2 separate regions of the Homo sapiens genome follow, and region 2 is linked to region 1. The links are chromatin loops, found by intact Hi-C in ENCODE. Cell type or tissue: endothelial cell of umbilical vein. All regions are shown on one strand. Links, peaks and the distances in the headings refer to the core of each region. The heading gives the core; the rest is flanking DNA. Region 1 overlaps RBKS (ribokinase). Region 2 overlaps MRPL33 (mitochondrial ribosomal protein L33).

Region 1 (2,920 bases), core at 275-2,774:
AGATTTCTCTGTTCTAAATATGACAAGCCAAGAGGCTTCTTGACTCTGTAACCTGTGTCCCAGTTACAAAGTACTCTATTATGTCAAACAAATACAAACTTTGATAGGTACAGTATAACTCTCTTTTATTTTTTTATGTTTAACAGGGTCTCACTCTGTTGTCCAGGCTGAAGTACAGTGTACAATCGAGGCTCACTGTAGCCTCAACCTCTGGGTCTCCAGCGATCCTCCCACCTCAGCCCCCCAGTAGCTGGGACTACAGGCTCACACCACTACGCCCAGCTAATTTGTGTATTTTTTGCGGAGACCGGGTTTTGCCATGTTGCCCAGGCTAGTCTTAACTCCTGAGCTCAAGCGATCCACCCGCTTGGCTTCCCAAAGTGCTGGGATTATAGGCTTGAGCCACCACTATGCCTGGCCATAACTTTTTTTTTTTAAGTAATCTAGGTCCAATGCTTCATCCGCTTTGGATCTAAAAGCTTCTAAATTCACTTATTCCACTATCCAATTAAACCTTTTGAAAATTAGGCACTCATTTCCTGATTTGGCAGGATTAAGCTTAGATGCTTGGGTGAACACGAGTCTTATCTCTCAAGCCATCACTTTTAATTGGCAGCATGTAAAAAGATAACACAGAGTTTTAGTTGACATCAGAGTCTATTGCTATGGAAATATAAACATAGGTTTGTATTAAGCACGTCTCAAAGCAAGTTTTAGGACTGCAGAGAGACTTGAAGAGAGACAGGAAGTCAATTTTATTAAAAATTTATCCTTTAAATGTTGTAGTGCCCTAGGAGGTCAGACCCTCAGTGATCTCATCCAGCCTCATGGCTTTAAATACCATTGATACACTGATGACTCTGAAATTTATATCTCCGGGTTGGACCTCTCCTTTGAGATCCAAACTCTTGTATCTATTTTCTTCACCTCCTCAATTTGATATCTAGTAGGTACCTCAACCCTCCCAATTCCACTCTGTGCTCCTGATACAGCCCTCTCCCACCCAACTTTCTCTGCATACAATCTTCTGCGTTTTCATAGAGGTCAACTTCCACTAATCCTGTCAACTCTACCCCAAAAATATAATAGAAAGATGCTTTCTCTCCACTTCACTGCTTTCAAGCTACCATCATTTCTTGCCTAGATTGTTGGGATTGACTCTGAATTTGTGTCCCTGCTTCTGTATTTGCCTTCCCCTTCATGCTATTTATTCTCATATAGCCCTTGGAGAGATCCTATTATAATCAAAATAAGATTATGTCACTCCCCTGCTCAAATCCTCCACTAGCTTTTCATCTCATCCAAAGTATGACTCAATGTCCTTTAATCACTGATTGCTGTCTCCTGACTCTTTTTTTCTTCTTCATCCATACTGGACTCCATGTTCTTCACTGAATACGGCCTTTGAGTACACTATTCCTTCTGCCTGGAATGCTCTTCCCTCAGATTATGACTTGTTTTCTTTCCTCCTTTAGGTCTTTACTCTAAATAACCTTTTCAGTGAGGCTTTCTGAAGCCAGTAATCTAAACTTCCTATTCCCATCCCTCCTTACATGTTTAATTTTTCTCCTTAGCTTTTACCTAACTTACTATGTAATTAACTTATTTCTACTGATACTGTCTTACTAGAATGTAAACTTCATGAGGCAGGGATTTTTGTCTGTGTTTTCACTGCTGTATCCTCTGCACATCAGGAAGTGCCTGGCACATAGTATAAATTCAATAAATATTTCTTGAATGAATAATTAAAAAAATGGGTGATACAGGTCATAAAAAATAAGGTTTACTAATGAAAACATGATTAACAAAGGCCTATGAGCCTAACGTCTAAAAATATTCACACATTGTTGTTTTGTTGTGGAAATCTGTCTTTGGAAAATCTTTGACTTTATATCCCATAAGACCAGGGTTGATTCCTTGTATCTTTGTAATGTGTAACTTTAGAGATGAGTGTTCAAGAAGGAAGAGGATGATGAGAAAAATATAAGTGAGTATTAAATAATTTCAATTGTTTGCCATGCTGTATGAGCTAATGATTTTTAAAAATTATTACTACATACGACTTACTATTCATAGCTGACTGAAATTAGAAATGAAAAAAAAGGTTATTCATTGATTGAATTAGCAGTGTCTGGCACACAGTAATGTAATATATAAAGTAAGTTGGGCTTGGATGCCATCTAAAAGGGCTTAGTTATTGAAGCAGTTTTATTTCTGAAGTGATACTAAAGAATAGGCATGCGTGTCCAGGCTAGTTACAGTTAAATTTAGGAATAAGGCACAGTAATAAAGATACTATCTTTAGACTTGAAAATTATAAATCCTTAGTTGTTATTCCTTATCAGTTTATAAAGTTAACAATGAATGTACAGACTACAAGCTATCAAATGTACTGTAGATGAAAAGGGCAATAAACACTAGTCAGAGTTAGAGGTAGAATGATATAATGGAAAGGTACGAATTGGGGCCAGGCACGGTGGCTCACGCCTGTAACCCCAGCACTTTGGGACACCAAGTAGGAGGATCGCTTGAGCCCAGGGGTTCAAGACCAGCCTGGGCAATATAGCGAGAGCCCATCTTTAACAAAATAAAAAATAGAAAATATATATTTAAAAAAATAAAAAAGAAAGGTTAAGGATTGGGAGACCTGGGTAGTAGCCTTTACTAGCCACTTACTAGCCAGTAAGTAACCACTTACTGGCTGTGTGATTTGGAGTAAGTCATTGAAGCTCTCTTCCTTATCTCACTTGTAAAATGTGAGGATAGAATGATAGGCTTCAAAGAGTCTCTGAGAACTAAATATTGTAGGATTTTTTACTTCAAGCTTAACCACTGTGGTAGCAAAAATAACATACTCTCTGCTCCCCTCTCCCAAAGTATGTCCACATCCAAATCCCCAGAATTTGTGAATATGTTGTTA
Region 2 (2,920 bases), core at 113-2,612, 110 kb before region 1:
GGACAAGTGAGGAATTGTTAGGTCATAGTTGTTTAAGTTCCTGGATCTTCCTTGGGTGATTATTCCATTTCTGGTGTTTTCTTGTTTTTGTTTTAGCAAAGAGGAAATAGGTAGGGGTGTGTGTGTGTGTGGGTGTGTGGGTGTGTGTGTGAGAGAGATGGAAGTTAATCGAGTGCCATAAGGCATTATAGAAATATGAAAGCCTTACTGCTCAGCATCTAGTCTTCAATCTTTTCTTTTTTTTTTTTTGAGACGGAGTTTCACTCTTGTTGCCCAGGCTGGAGTGCAATGGTGCGATCTCGGCTCACTGCAACCTCTGCCTCCCGGGTTCAAGTGATTCTCCTGCGCCAGCCTCCCGCGTAGCTGGGATTACAGGCATGCACCACCATGCCTGGCTAATTTTGTATTTCTAGTGGAGATGGGGTTTCTCCATGTTAGCCAGGCTGGTCTTGAACTCCCAGCCTCAGGTGATATGACCACCTCGGTCTCCCAAAGTGCTGGGATTACAGGTGTGAGTCACTGCGCCCAGCTAGCCTTCAGTGTTTCATCCAGGCCGGTAGCACTTTGTTTCAGAGAACTGTACTCTAATATTTACAATAATGAGATTTTGGTTATGATATTAATTATAGTACCAAACTAAAAACTCCGTATTTGGGTGTATTAACCCATCTCTGGGAAGTAGAGGTTTAGTGTCTATTACTCTTCCAGACAGCGTGGTCCACTTGGTTCTTGCTGCTCTCTTTCTGGAGTCCAGCTCCCAGTCTGTCCTTGCTTACCTCCTACAAGAGTGGACATTAATTGGGTGAAAACATTGTTTTCCATTTTTGTCCCTAGTTTTCTTTCTTAATGTGAATATTTCTTCATTGGTTGAATATGACTTGTGGCATACCAAGGATGCTGCTGATTAGCTAGTGGCCCTATAGCCATTTTCTCCAGTCTGCCCTGGCTCCTGGGATGGAGGAACTGAGTTTGCAAATCAGCTCCATCTTCATATCAAGGAATAGTAAAATAAGAGAAAGGTGAGGGCTTATGGTCTGATATGTATTTTTTATAAAAATGGCGATGATACTTAATAATTTTCTGCCACAATTTTTTTTTCTCCCTCCATAGTGAAACAAAGAGTCCTCTTCGTGGAAAAGAAAAAAATACGCTCCCTTTAAACGGTGGATTGAAAATGACTTTGATTTATAAAGAGAAGACTGAGGGCGGGGATACTGATTCAGAAATCCTGTAGCGTGTAATAAAAGAAGAGGAAATGGCATGGAATCACTGCCTCCTGTGATTTGAAGGCCATTGTGAAGGAAAACAATGCAGTGAAAGAAAGTTCTTCATATTAGGACAGATATCATTGCATCACATTTATTTATCTTTCTGGGTATTTTTATAGCCCTTAATAAAAAATATTAAAATAGCCTGTGCTATTGTGTCTTAGTGATGTTTTTCCCCACTATTTGATGTTTTAAAAATCAACCACATTACTAAAAAATAACCATTGTTCCATGTAATAAATGTTTCCATAACAACACTTATGTAAGAGTTTCCAGCCTGCTCCCTCTGTACTCAGAGAAAAGGCAGAGTAACATTCCAGAGTGATCTTGAAGAAACTCCCATGTAATAACAGAGATGGCAAGGGGGACCAGGAATGACAAAAAGAGGAGCCTTGTAACACAAACCAAGAGAACCTCTATTTCTGATTTGTGCTTATATAATTAGGAAAAATGCCACAGGCCTATATTTTCAAACCCAGATCACCAAAGCAGTATCTAGGATTTTCTGGGACAGCTTTGGATTCCTTTATTCCCTAGATTTTTCTTTCCTTTTAAAATAAAAGAAGGTATAGTGTTTCAATAAAGCCACTGCTAAGACTTCTGGGGCATGGTGGTACCACACAGCTAACTAGCATGGAATTCTGGGAGCAATCCCTAATGTTCAGATACGGACCTCTCTCCTGCCCAGAGCCATACACTTTCTCACTCAGGCTGTTGTTTCCCACAAGTTTTGAAAATTGTCCAGTTTTCTCCTTTGTCAAGTTCCCGGTTGAAAAGGATCTGCTCATTTTAAGATCTGTTGGTTCACATCCTACCCCATTTAAAGCATTTGTGTGGGAGAATGATACAGTGCCCACCCTGACTACAAAATAAGAAGTTCCTTCTCCATGGCCCAAACCTGGCTCTGAGGGAAATGTAAGAGCAGCTCTCTGGCAGTGGAATTAGAGGCAGATAGTTGATGAGTCTTAGGGCTTGTGGCCTCATGGTCAATCAGCTATTTTATGGCATCTTTTGATAAAGCTCTGGTTCAAAGTAATAATAGGTGAGATCTTGGCTCTTTTTAGGCTGAAACTGTATATAGTGTTGAGTTACAAGAAAAATCTTTCACCTGATCCTAGCTAAGCTGATGTAAAGGGTCTGTGACATGCATGAATTGCTTAAAAAAAAAAAAAACTTACCTGGTTTAACAAATGACTTACTTATTCAGCCCATGGGTTGAATGTGGCCCATAGGTGGTGGTTACTTCTTTTTTTTTTTTTTTTTTTTGATATAGGGTCTGCTTTGTCACCCAGGCTGGGGTGTAGTGGTGTGATCATAGCTCACTGCAGCCTTGAACTCCCAGGCTCATGTTATCCTCCCACCTCAGCCTCCTGAGTAGCTGGGACTACAGGTGTGTGCCACCACACCTGGCTAATTTTTTGTATTTTTAGTAGAGATGAGGTTTTGCCATGTTGGGCTCAAGCAATTCTTCTGCCTTGCTTCCCAAAGTGGTGGGATTACAGGCGTGAGCCACCATGCCCCTGTGGTGTTTACATTTAAAAAAAAATTAGTTGCTGATACATAAACATTGAAGGGTTTCAATAAATATCCAAACTTCTGCCTTCCCTTACAAAACCAGAGGCGTTGACAACACTAAGCTGAAGTTGAGTATC

What was found. Hi-C counts contacts between places; a loop is a spot of excess contacts. Peaks named below come from ENCODE experiments on the same cell type or tissue, not always from the same donor. Only the 100,000 strongest peaks of a DNase experiment are listed, where the experiment ranks them.
Region 2: a loop joins it to region 1, with 4 times the contacts of the local background. A loop is called at or near these places in 34 of 110 quality-filtered maps.

Annotation. Positions count from the first base shown.
Region 1 is chr2:27,884,128-27,887,047 of GRCh38, forward strand. All of the region lies in intron 1 of RBKS (ribokinase), which reads right to left. Among named protein-coding and RNA genes, the nearest start is that of RBKS, 4.8 kb to the right of the region's middle. In endothelial cell of umbilical vein, for the core only: no CTCF peak of the experiment used is centred there; DNase peaks (open chromatin) are centred at 644 and 1,654; H3K27ac peaks cover 2,330 bases.
Region 2 is chr2:27,778,323-27,781,242 of GRCh38, forward strand. MRPL33 (mitochondrial ribosomal protein L33) reads left to right here. Exons shown (of 4, transcript NM_004891.4): 4 at 1,111-1,411. The coding sequence ends at 1,160. Among named protein-coding and RNA genes, the nearest start is that of MRPL33, 8.1 kb to the left of the region's middle. In endothelial cell of umbilical vein, for the core only: no CTCF peak of the experiment used is centred there; a DNase peak (open chromatin) is centred at 1,349; H3K27ac peaks cover 2,226 bases.